2 separate regions of the Mus musculus genome follow, and region 1 is linked to region 2. A link is a loop called in an ENCODE intact Hi-C map of the cell type or tissue named here. Cell type or tissue: heart. All regions are shown on one strand. Links, peaks and the distances in the headings refer to the core of each region. The heading gives the core; the rest is flanking DNA.

Region 1 (6,156 bases), core at 755-5,754, 150 kb before region 2:
ATCCTCCCCTTCCTGTTGAAGAGCTGCTGCAGTTACCGTAAGCCACGAAGACCATACAATGGGGTTTTTATGAACAAACTAAAAATGGGGGAAAAATTAAGATAAACTATAAGTTGCTAACTAAAGACATGAAGAGATCTGTGAAGTAGAGTCTTGGGGAGAACCTTATATAGAGAGATATTGATTGACAAATACGGAAGATACCTTGATGCATCATGGCTTTGGAGGTAAGTGCTTTTGTTTCTATTTTAGTGGGAGAGAGTTTTGTAATATAGCTTTTATTTGCCTGAAGTAAACTTTGTCTCTGAGGCGTACTGCCTCTGTCTACTAACCTAGGCTTAGTCCTAGAATCTTCTAGCCTCCGTACAATCTTATCTAGGCCTAGAATGTGTCACCTGTAACACTTGCTGCTGAATAAACTCACCCTTTCCTAGTTCTTTCTGAGCTTAGGGTGTCTGGTTAACTCAGCTCTTCTGGTTCAAACTCCACTCCAAGCTTACTGATGTCAGATTGGCTTCTCCGTTTCTTACTGATTTATTCTGCTTGGGTTCAAACCAACTTCGGCAACTTTGTTCTAGTATTCTGGCTCCTTCTCATTCTTTGGCTTGATCTGTCTTCACCTATGTCTAGTTTGTTCTCTCTCCAACCTGTCTGTGTACAACTGTCCCAGTAAAAAACTGCCCCTTCCTCTCTCTGCACTGCTTCCTCAAGTTGCTTCCCTTTCCTGTCTGTTCTCATAAGAACTGGGCAGATCCTATTCTGTGATTTGGCACTTGGCCACTCAATTAGAAATCACTTTCAAACATGGGTGCTTCCTTCTTCAAGCTAACTTTACCTTCATTGTTTGGGATTAGAGATGTGTGCTAAGGGCTGAGCTACACCATAGCTAGAAATAGGTTTTTTCCAGGATATGACAGTCTCAGGGTTCACAGTGTGATCAAACATTCTGCAACTAAGTTTAATGATTGAGATTAAAAAAATAATAGTAATGGCTGGTCGTGGTGGCGCATGCCTTTAACCCCAGCACTTGGGAAGCAGAGGCAATGTAAGAAAGTGAGTCTCTTGTGAGGCAAAGGAAAGGGGGTTATATGGGTTAAGAAAAAGAAAGTTGGGGCTGGGTGTAGTGGTGCATACCTTAATCCCATCACTGAGCAGGTACAGGCAGGAGGATCTCTGAGCTTGAGGTCAACCTGGTCTACAAAGTGAGTTCCTGGACAGCCAGGAATACACAGAAAGATGTTGTCATGGGGAGGTAGACTTGTGGGGAGGGGAAGGGAGAAAGTAAGCAAAAGAAACAGAAAGGAAAGAATTGAAAGGTTAGGCCTGCAGAGATGGTCTAACCTTTTTTGTTAAGAGCACTGGTTGCTTTTGTTGAGGACTCAGGTTCAGTTCCCAGGCATGCAGGAGGGAGCATATACATGCCTGCAGGCAAAGAGCCATATGTATAGAATGAAAATAAATTTTTAAGAAAGATAAAGAGGGCTGGGCATGGTGGCACACACCTTTAATCTCAGCACTCGGTGGGGGTGGGGGTGGGGGTGCACAGGCAGGCGGATTTCTGAGTTCTAGGCCAGCCAGGTCCACAAAGTGAGTTCTAGGACAGCCAAGATCTACACAGAGAAACCCTGTCTCAAAGTGGGGAAAAAAAAAAAAAAAAAAAACAAGAAAACAAGCAAGAGTTGATGAAATGAAAACATCACTTTAAGGTGTTGTTCCAGCATTCAGGTGGCAGATAGGTAGATCTCTGTGAGTTCAAGCCAGCCTGGTCTACAAAGTGAGTTCCGGGAACAACCTAGTCTACACAGAAACCCTGTCTCAAAAAAACGGAAACACACACACACACAAATATATATATGTAAATTTTTTATTTTTTTGTTTTTTTTGAGACAGAGTTTCTCTGTGTAGCCCTGGCTGTCCTGGAACTCCCTCTGTAGACCATGCTGGCCTTGAATTCAGAAATCCGCTTGCCTCTGCCTCCCAAGTACTGGGATTAAAGGCGTGTGCCACCACGCCCGGCTCATGTTTTTTTAAATTAAAAAAAAAAAAAGTGTTTGAAACTGGAGCAATAGAGACTGGTAGAGGAAGAATAACTCTAGTAAAAATAATTAAATATTTGTATACTATTTTATTTGACTATGAAAACATAATAAAGAAGAGATCTAGGCTAATTATTTTTAGTAGAGCATTAAGCATCACAGCGGAGCATCATTATGTTAATGAGACCTGATTCCGAGGGGCTTGGGCTAAAGTTTTATCAAAGTTGTAGCGAAAGGAATCTGACTGTTCCAGCACTCCTCCAACAATACATTCATAGGGTCTTAAGATTAACTTATGCAAAATGCTTAGTAAAGTACAAGCACTGAGTAGCTGAAGAGTATCTTAGCTCCCTCTTCAGCTTTTTTTTTTTTTTTTCTAATGAGGGGCGGGAGGAGCCAGTACGTCATCAGCAGGGGCGGGTGCACTCGGTCGCTTTTTAATCGGACCTAGGTTTTTAACCACGAATCTGCGCAAGGGTTAGCAGTGCGGTGTCAGCTTTTTGGTAGAAAGTACAAATGCTTTAGTGAGCGTTTTGCACAGCCCGGCGCGGCCTCCCGGGCGTCGACCCACACGCGACACGTACCACACACTTTCGCCTTCGCCGCCACAGACGAGCCTGCCGGAGCGAAGCACGCACAGGGGCGGGCAGGCCCTCCGCCCCCGGAAGCAGTTTTCCTCCAGAACCGGAAACAGTTGTTGCTTCCCGGGAGGAGGGACTGGGCGGGTCAGGGCGCAGCGGCTGACGGCGGGGGAGGAGCCGGGTCCACTGCCGGGTGGAGGGGCAAGGCGAGTGTCCTTATCCTACCGACCGGGGCCCGGGCCTGGGAGCCAGTTGGAGTCGCGGCAGCGTGAACGATCGGGCCGAGCGGAAGCAGACATGTTGCTCTTCGTTGAGGTGAGTGGCTCGGGTCGCCCGGTCGGGCTCTGAGAAGAGCCGGAGTGTTCGGGGCGCGGGCCGGTCCCACCGCCATGTGACTTTCCAGGCCGTCCACGCCGCGGAGCCCGACGAGAGGCTGACACAGCACCTGGGCCGTGCAGGCCGTGCAGCCCCGCTGTGCCCTCCGCAGGCCCGAGGAGCCTGTGTGGGTCGAGGCCCCCGGCGGCAGGGAAAGGGAAGGCGGCGCGTCGGGGGCTGGGCTGAGGTGGCGTGAGGAGCCGAGGGAGCCGAGGGTGTCCCATATGGAGCTCCTGAAGGAGGCGAGCGGGCGGGCGGGCGGCGGGGGCGGAGCCTGCGGAGAAAGGGCGATCAGGTGGGCGCGCTGGGGGTGAGCGAGGCCTCGCGGGGCCGCCTGGGACGGAGCGAGCAACATGTGGGAGCGCGGGAGAAGGGGAACTGCGGGCGCGGTGGGGTTTTGTCTCGCTAACTGGGGAGGGGCGTGTTGTTGTTGTTTTTTTTTTTTTTTAAGAGAGTAGAAAGCTCGCCCGCTCCCCCCACCTCCGGACCCCCCAAGCTGCACCAAAATTTTGTTGGGTTGCGTCCGCCGGCTCTGGAACGTTCGAGGGGGGTGCGGGGGGAGAAAGCGAGCTGGTGCGAACGGCGAAGCCCCACAGGGGTCGGAAGCCTTGAAAGGCACCGCTCTGACCTTTTGTAAAAGTTACTCGGGCTGCGGCTGCGTGGTGCGGGTTGATTCCGCGAACCTGTTCGGGGCCAGTTACAAGGAAAATTGCAAAGGAGGAGAGAAACTTAGGTGAAGCCGGGGTTTTGTGGTGGTGTTGGATCGGTGGAAATACCGTTTCTATTGGACCGTCTACCGTCCGCCTGTTTGAGATTTCAAGGTAGTGATTACCTGTCTTAGACAAATAATGAAGTTTAATTTCTCTCGTTTCTGCCCGGTTGTGTTGAGTGAGCATCAGCTGACTGCCTGGCAAATGCTTTGAGTAGATTCCAGATCATATTGTTCTTACATTGTGAAAACGTCAATCCAGCAAAGCTGCAACTTTGCAACTTGGCATTTGTTAACTATGCCCATAAAAAGAATCTTTTCATGAGAGACGGAATCACAGGTTGTATAATGGACTTGGAAGATGGGGCTAACTTAGGGGCAAAGAGTGTTCAGAGTGGTGGTGGGAGAATCTTAGGGTAGTCTGGCATAAAGTAAATAAGCAATTCTTATTTTTCATTGTGTATATTCGTTGTACTTGGTATTGTGTTACATAAGGACATTTTCACACAAACACGTGTATTGTATATTAAGCAAATAACTGCTTATATCTTCTATACTCATTTTCCCTCATTACTGATCTACCTTTCAGTTGATAAGTTTGGGATCCTAAAAATTAGGCGTTAAAGACGCTTAATTAATGTATGCTGAAGGTCAGTAGTATGTATTCATTTGGATATTTGAAACAGTCCACTAAAAATTTCGAACAGTGGACTCAATCTTTCTGTTTATTTTGTTGTTATTAATTTAAGTTCACCTTGGTTTTGAAAAGGACAAGAAATCAGGTTTTATTGTAAGCAGGGCTTAGTTTCCTTTTTAGGAATTACCATGCCGTGCAAATATTGTTCACCCCACCCCCGGAGACAGGGTTTTTTCTTTGTAGCCCTGGCTTACCTGGCACTCCTCTTTAGACCAGACTGGCCTCAAACCCAGAGATCTGACTGCCTCTGCTTCCTGAGCCCTGGGATAAAAGGCATATTTCCAAGTTTAGACATAGTATATGCCTTTACCTCCCAGAGTGCACCTCTACTCCTGGCTCTGCTAATGAATTATTATTGTATTTTCCACCAAACTACTATGTAAATTTAGTTAATATGCTCATTAGTCACTCAGTTCATCATTTTCTCATATGTAGTTTATTGAAAATTAATGTTTTGAAATATATTAAAACCAGTTAGAATTCAGGGGGGGGGGTGGTACACATCTTTAATTCCAGCACTTGGGAGGCAGAGGCAGGTTGGTTAGGCCATCCTGGTGAACAGATCCAATTCCAGGACAGCCAGGGCTACACAGAGAAACCATGTCTTGAAAAACCAACCAAAACAAAAAACCCTGATTTGTCTAACATATCAACAATTTTACAATATTTTGATAATGGTAATTGATTTACTTTGTGATCTTACACATTTCTTGCTTCTTTCTTTTTTTGTTTTTTGTTTTTTGAGACAGGGTTTCTTTGTATAGCCCTGGCTGTCCTGGAACTCACTTTTGTAGACCAGGCTGGCCTCAAACTCAGAAATCCCCCTGCCTTACTGGGATTTGAACTCAGGACCCTTGGAAGAGTAGTCAGTGCTCTTAACCTCTGAGTCATCTCTCCAGCCCTATAGGCAGTTCTTAAGAGTACCAAGTGCTGGACAACTGACATTCACATTAAAGTTTCTTTTAATTTATAGTACAGGTTTTTGTTGAGGGTGATGCTTGTATATTACAGAGGTCAGGACAGCTTTTCTAGGTTCTGTCCTGAGGGTTCAAACTCAGGATGTCTAGCCTACCAGCAAGTGCCTTTACCTACAAAGCATTGCAGGTCCTTCTTTGGTGTTTTTAAGGACATTCACATAGATAAGTAATATCGCTACATCTATCTCCAGAACTCTTTGGCATCCAGTTTGTAAAATTGAAACTCTGGAAACATGGTTAAGGGTGCTTGCTTCCAGGGACCCAGGCTCAGTTTGTAGTACCCACATCTGGCAGCTCACAACCCCTGCTCCAGAGGATCTAGTACCCTCTGCTGGCTTCTTAGGGCACTTAAACATACATATAAATAAAAGTTAATCTTTCTTGTTATAAATAACAAGAAAATCTGAACCCATTAAACAGTAATTCCTCTTGCCTCAGATTTTACAAAATTTGAAACATTCTAACTAAAGTTTACTGTTCTTTTAGACAGCAGCATTTTAAAGACCATTAGCATTATGTGCTGTGGTGGTTTATGCCTTTAATCTCAGTGACTTTGAGGCCAGCATGTTCTATATATTACCAGGACAGCCAGGCATACATAGAGAGGCCCTGACTTTAAAAAAAAAAAAAAAAAAAAAAAAAACCCTGTCTCAAAAAATAAATAAAGTAAAAGCCTGGTGTGGTGGCGCACGCCTTTAATCCCCAGCACTTGGGAGGCAGAGGCAGGCGGATTTCTGAGTTCGAGGCTAGCTTGGTCTACAAAATGAGTTCCAGGACAGCC
Region 2 (6,156 bases), core at 696-5,695:
AGCTTCCCCGTCTTACTGTGTTGATGTTGTTTCAGACTGTTATGTCTGCTTTTCTTCTGTTCTTGCTTCAGCTCCGTTTCTCTGTGTCCCAGGGAAGATGGGGCTCACCCACCTTCCTTCCTTCCTTCCTTTTCTCACTAGATCACCCTGTCTGGCCTGACACCCACCACGTGAGCAGGCTGAGCTCTCTCTCTCCTCCTAGACTGCGGATGACCACAGCTCCCACCTCAGTTGATGGTGGATGTGGTGGTGTGGTGACTTCTATAGCATATCCCAGGAAGATGTTCTAGTGAGCAAAGGTTTTTGTTTTTGTGTTATCAGTCGTGGGTGGGGCCATTGTTTTGTTGGAGGGTATTTACCCCAGTGCCTTCTGCATAGGCAACTGCACACTGCAGCCCCTCAGCCATGTGCCTTTCACCGTGGGCCTGCAGCATTGGGTTCTGCCTTAAGCCTGTACACGTGTTTATATGATTGTGTTAATAGAAACAAAGGAAACACTTTGTGGTTTAGCCCCCCACTGCCCCAGACTATAGAAGAGCCTGAAATATCATTTTCTCTAACAAGCTTCCTGTAAGAATGTAAAAGAAGAGTCACAGTTTGTCTTTTTATAAAACATATGACTTTGTGTACATTGGTAGGCAGGATTTGCTTTGGGGCTTGTGATGTGCACAAGTACATGTATGTGAGTGGGTCTATATAAGGAGATCAGAGGACAGCCTTGGGTGTGACCTCCCACCTCCAGGCAGGCTCTCCCTTTGTTGTTATTTGCTTATACCAAGCTAGTTGGCCCACAAGCTTCTAAGGACCCCCCTCCTCATCCCACTCCAAACCGTAGTCTCCATCCCCTGTCTCCCTGTAGAAGGAGTCCCCTGGAATCACAGACAGAGCTTCACCTTGAGCCATCATCCATTAAGATGGAATTGTAATCATAACATTCAATCAGTTTCCTAATCTCTAAATTGATATGCCATTTTTTTAATCGCAGCCACCCACCGTCAGTGGTAGATGTGAGGATTCCAGCAAGATCTCGGTTATTTATTTTAACTAAATTGATAGGAACCTTGGTGTAAAGGGCCAAGGCCAGTTGGAGCACAGGGAGAGTAAGAGCAGCTCCGACCGACCTCTGCCTCTGCCGCTGAGGGCACAGCACTGCCGTTACATGGATTGGGTGCCAAACTTTGAAAACCACAGGATTCCAGACTTCTAAATGAGTGCTGGAGAAACTCAGAGGGTCTGGACAACCCAGCTACTGAAACCAGAAGTGATGTTTGGAGTATAATGAAGTAGGCCCGTGTGTGCCTCTGAGATGTGGGAGCTCCCTGCTGTGGGTTGTGCTGTCCATCTCATCCTGAGTTAGAGGCTCCTTTGCAGGCAAGGCTTCCGTATAATAGAGAGACTGCAGCTTCCACCCCCAGTCTGTGCTTTTGTGGGTGTGGGTAGGATGGGAGTAGCCATGACTGGATGCATATCATTGTATCTGCTCCATGTGTCTTATCAGAAGGAAGTCCAGTCCTTCCTCTCGGGGCTTCTTTTTCCCCCTGAATTGTCTAAAAGCCCACAGGCATCAAGTGGTCCTGTATTCACTTCCGAAACTGAAGGCCTTTGGGTGTGACTGCGAGCCAGTTTCACTCTGCAGCCCTTAATGCTGCCCTGCTGCTCAGCCCACTTCTTTTCCTGCCCCTCTGACGTATCCTGAAGGTGGAGTCCATTCTTCTTGCCTCACAAGACACTCTTGGAGTCGCAGAATGAAGTTCCTGAAATGTTCCCTTAGTCTCTGGCACAGCTATTTTCCTGGTGTCCTGTGGCCCAGAAAAATCTGTGGTCAGGATCTGTGTAGGGACTTGATCAGGGCTGCTGACCCCTTCCTTCCCAGGTTAGGAACTCAGCACTCATGGCCTCTTTCTCCGGACACGAGGAGACGTGAAGAGACGTGAGGAGACCTGAGGCTCTCTGTAAGTCCCAGGGCCTAAGCTCCTCAGCAAAGGCACAGAAGGACTTGGGCAGCTTCATCTGTCCTTGGTGAGGAGGAGAGCAGGGGCCTTGAATAAGGACTCAGGTGACAGTTGACACACTCTTCTGATGTCTCATCTGTGAGGGACCTCCTACTTTGTTAAAAGCATCGCCAGTCAGTGTTACTATACAGATGAGATGAGATGGATTAGGAAGCCTGTAATGCCTTCACTTGGAAGGCTGAAGCAGGAGGATCCTGAGTGTGAGGACTACATAGCAACCAAGTATATATACATATACTCTGTTCTGTATAGCCTTGATCTTGTCTCTTTACAGGTGGGAAGGGAAGGAGGGGGCCAGAGAGTGGGAAGAGCTGCAGTGTTACCTCCTTGTTGCCATTGGGCTTAGCAGGTGAGCTGAGCTGCTGTTCTTCCCGGGTCTGTTTTGTTTATGAGTGAGCTACCTGTTCCCAGCAGTCTTCCTTGTCCCTATCAAGGTTCCCACCCCTTTACTGGTTTGCTATGAACATCACATTGGAGGAAAGAGGTGTGCCCAGCTAGGTCCTCCTTCAGTGTCTCCCTTTCCTGAAACTTAATTCCTGTCATGTGGGTCACAGAGCCTTGCTCTTTTCCTTTTCAGCAATACCACAGGGATGGGGGCTAGGATGGGTAAGTGGGGGTGGGGGAAGACACATGTGTGAAGTTTACAAAGAGCATGCAGGGTTAAAACCATGAGCCCTGATGATCATTACCTCACTGCACGGCTGAGAGCATGGCAGCTCTGATCACCTTTGCAGTGAATGTTTTGTCCAGTGCTTCATCTCTGAGCTGCCTTGCTTGGCACTGCTCCTCCTCCATGTGTGAATATCTCTGAAGTTACAGGCAGCAGCGTCAGGGGTAAGAACTGAATTGGCGTCTCCTGTGTTCCTGGGTGGGAACGTTGTGCTGTTCCTTTCTGGGCTGTGCTTGGGTCACTACGTTCAATCAGCAGACACATAGAAGACTCACCCACGCTCAGAAGAGCACATTGTGTGCATGATGACTGTTGAAAAGGGATGACATGTAACAACTCTACCGCTCCATTTAAAGGAACCGCTGACCCCTAGTGGCCGCTCCGCATAGCATAGCTGCCTGAAGAGCCAAAACATCACTGTAGTGACCTCTGTTAAAGTCACACGGGGAGGGGAGACTGCATTTGTAAGGCTGCAGCCTCTAGTCCAGTCTTTATACTTAGTGCCTTTCAAGTTACATCAGTTTTATAAGTACCCCCGTGTCTATAAACTAAATAGCGGGAGGGTAAAGAATTCTGTTATAGCTAGTCACTGCAGGTTCCATCTAGTCCTTACTATAGAGAAAGTTATTTGTTCAGACTAAGGGTCTGAGTTTTTCACTTTAATTTATAGATTATCTATTATGTTGCTATATATAGTGATTCCACCGTTGCTTTTAGTTTTTTCTTGCCATGGCAGTAAAATTAAACACTTTATCCCAATCATGGGGCCTTGTATTGAGGCTCCCCAAGTAACTCCTGAGATGTGGTTGGATAGGGATGGTCCACCTCTGGCAGCATCTTGCCTGCCCGCCTGGTAGATAGTGCTCTGCCCTCCCATGCCCTCAGACTCCTCTGTCCTCCCCTTGATAAGGCCCGGGTCGTGTTGTTCCAGTTTCATCCATTAAATGGTGCACTGTCAGGCAGAGTGTAATAAATCTCCAGCATCTGTGACCTGCCCGGAGACTACTTCTTTCTTCTCACCCCAAGTCCATGTTCACTGCTAGTTCCTGTAGGAGAGACAGCTAAGTTTACAGTGTTGGAGAACTCTGCTCAGAGGGTCACCTTTTATCTAGAAACATAATTTGGTTTGATAGACCATAGCTTTTAGTTTTAAGAGAATCAATATCACTTTCATTTTCTTCCTTGGTATTCCCTTAATGTTCTATCATGAACAGCTGGTTTCATGTGCAGCAAAAGCTTTAGCTGTACACAGTAGTACACACCTGCAATCCCAGCACTCTGCAGCCAGCCTGTCTCAGTGCAGTACCTAGAAATCAAAGTCGATAAGTTTATAGTGACAGATTGTTCAGGAAGATGAGCTCCTGGCCTGCACTAAGTTCTGCTAGATTCACTGTTCTTCCTGGAAGTCTGATTTACTCTTGGTTTTTATTTTACAACTTCTTTTTATAATTACTTGTTTGTTTAGTGTGTATGTGTGTGTGTTTGCACGCACATGTATGCACACAAGAGCACCTGTACCACAGAGTATGTGGATCACAGGACAACTTGCAGAAGTCATTTCTCTCCTTCTGCCATGTGGGCCTTGGAAATTGGACTCTGGCTCTGAGGTATGGTGGCTACTGAGCCATCTTGCTGATGCTTTTGTTGTCTTTGTAGCCCAGGATGATCTCAAACTCACAGCAGTCCTCCTGCTTCAGCCTCCTGAATGCTAAAAAGATAGTTGTGGGCCAACTTTCATGGCTGCTTTTACAATGTCTTGTCAAGTTGGAGCAGATGCACTACACACGCAAACTGAGTTTATTCTGACATAAATCTATGTTTGTATGACATGTGCTGGGTATACTTACTGAAACTGTAAATAGAACGTCTGGGTTGATTTCTGACAAATTAAAGTATGTCGATTGTCACAGTTTTAGACGTAGAGGAAATGGGATGGCTTAGAAGCTTGGATTCCTATGAAGACAGAGACATGCCCATTACTCAGAAGAGAGCTGTGTGGGCTTTGTTTCTGGTGCCCATTCACTTGTGCTCTGGCCCGTACACCCGCTGACCCCATTTTCATTAGAAGGCTTTCTCTGTGTATGTTTCCTTTTCCTGTGATGACCTGTAGCTGATTTTGATTCCGAGTGGAGATATGTGCTCTTTCCAGGTCTTTCCCAGATTTATGCCTGCCACCTTTTTTTGTTTTTGTTTTTGTTTTTGTTTTCGAGACAGGGTTTCTCTGTGTAGCCCTGGGTGTCCTGGAACTCTGTAGACCAGGCTGGCCTTGAACATAGAAATCTGCCTGCCTCTGCCTCCCGAGTGCTGGGATTAAAGGCGTGTGCCACCACTGCCCGGCTTGCCTGTCACTTCTTCGTGGCAATGTTTTATCTTCACTTACATTATTTTTCTCCTTTTAAATTAGTTACATCAAAAAAACATAAAGCAGAAACATATTTGAGAAAGATATTTAAAAATACTTAGATTTGAATGTCTCCTCTTTTAAGTAAGAATTTGCAGTCCTTTTTAACATTTAAAACATTAAGTACACAGTTTGGAAAGATCATGTTCCTTTGAGTGATTTGTTATGCTGTTTGATCAGTACAAGAAACAGCAATAGATGATACATCTGTAGTTTTATATAGCCTCTCCAAAAAAGAAAGAAAAGAAAGACAAACAAACAAACAAACAAACAATCCAACTTAAACAAAATCCCCAAGCCAACAGGAACCTGTTGGAAGGATCAGTGTGCCACCTGAAACCGTTTTCCCTGTGCATATTCACAACGTAGCTCATGCGTGCTAATGTGATTTCCTTCCTGTATTTATCATCTGACTTTAAAAATAAAAATAGCTGCTTTCTATTTTTTGTTCTCTATTTAAAGTTGGTTGGACTGTATTTCAAGTACTTTCTCAGGCAAGTGGCTTTTGCAGCCTTTTCCATGATGGACAGTGGTGTGGAGCTGGGCCTGGGGGTTGGGTGTTTTCCCTCCGTCTGACTACTGACTCTGAGTCCCAAAGCATTAGATGCTCCTGACCTAACGTGCTAATCCCCATCACTTTCCTTTTTAAAGGTCTTGGGAGATTTCCGGTAGTCCTGTTTATAGCCTTTTGTTTGAGAACCGGCAGAGGTAGGCCAACCAGAGTCTGCCAAGCTCTGCAGCTTCCAGCCTGCTAGCCCATGTCTCCCTCCTCTGTTAAAGGGGCAGGGGGACTGGCTCTGCAGGCTTATTTCACAGAATGAGACATGAAATGAAACTTGTATGTGCTTTCGTTTTGTTTTTTTTTGTTTTTGTTTGTTTTTTTGTTTGTTTGTTTGTTTGTTTTTGAGACAGGGTTTCTCTGTGTAGCCCTGGCTGTCCTGGAACTCACTTTGTAGACCAGGCTGGTCTTGAACTCAGAAGTGCGCCTGCCTCTGCCTCCCAAGTGCTGGGATTAAAGACGTGCGCCACCACCGCCTGGCTTGTATGTGCTTTCAGACGCAAAGATTTAAATG

The links. Peaks named below come from ENCODE experiments on the same cell type or tissue, not always from the same donor. Only the 100,000 strongest peaks of a DNase experiment are listed, where the experiment ranks them.
Region 1: a loop joins it to region 2, with 2.6 times the contacts of the local background. A loop is called at or near these places in 1 of 42 quality-filtered maps.

What each region holds. Positions count from the first base shown.
Region 1 is chr15:99,970,052-99,976,207 of GRCm38, forward strand. It overlaps Larp4 (La ribonucleoprotein domain family, member 4), which reads left to right and starts at 2,729. Exons shown (of 16, transcript NM_001024526.2): 1 at 2,729-2,932. The coding sequence starts at 2,915. 2310068J16Rik (RIKEN cDNA 2310068J16 gene) reads right to left here and starts at 3,236. Exons shown (of 1, transcript NR_028124.1): 1 at 2,116-3,236. In heart, for the core only: no CTCF peak of the experiment used is centred there; DNase peaks (open chromatin) are centred at 2,750 and 3,530; H3K4me3 peaks cover 2,851 bases; H3K27ac peaks cover 2,219 bases.
Region 2 is chr15:100,123,894-100,130,049 of GRCm38, forward strand. The region is part of intron 2 of Dip2b (disco interacting protein 2 homolog B); the gene reads left to right. Among named protein-coding and RNA genes, the nearest start is that of Dip2b, 88 kb to the left of the region's middle. In heart, for the core only: a CTCF peak has its summit at 3,059 (motif pointing left); DNase peaks (open chromatin) are centred at 1,588 and 3,028; H3K27ac peaks cover 900 bases.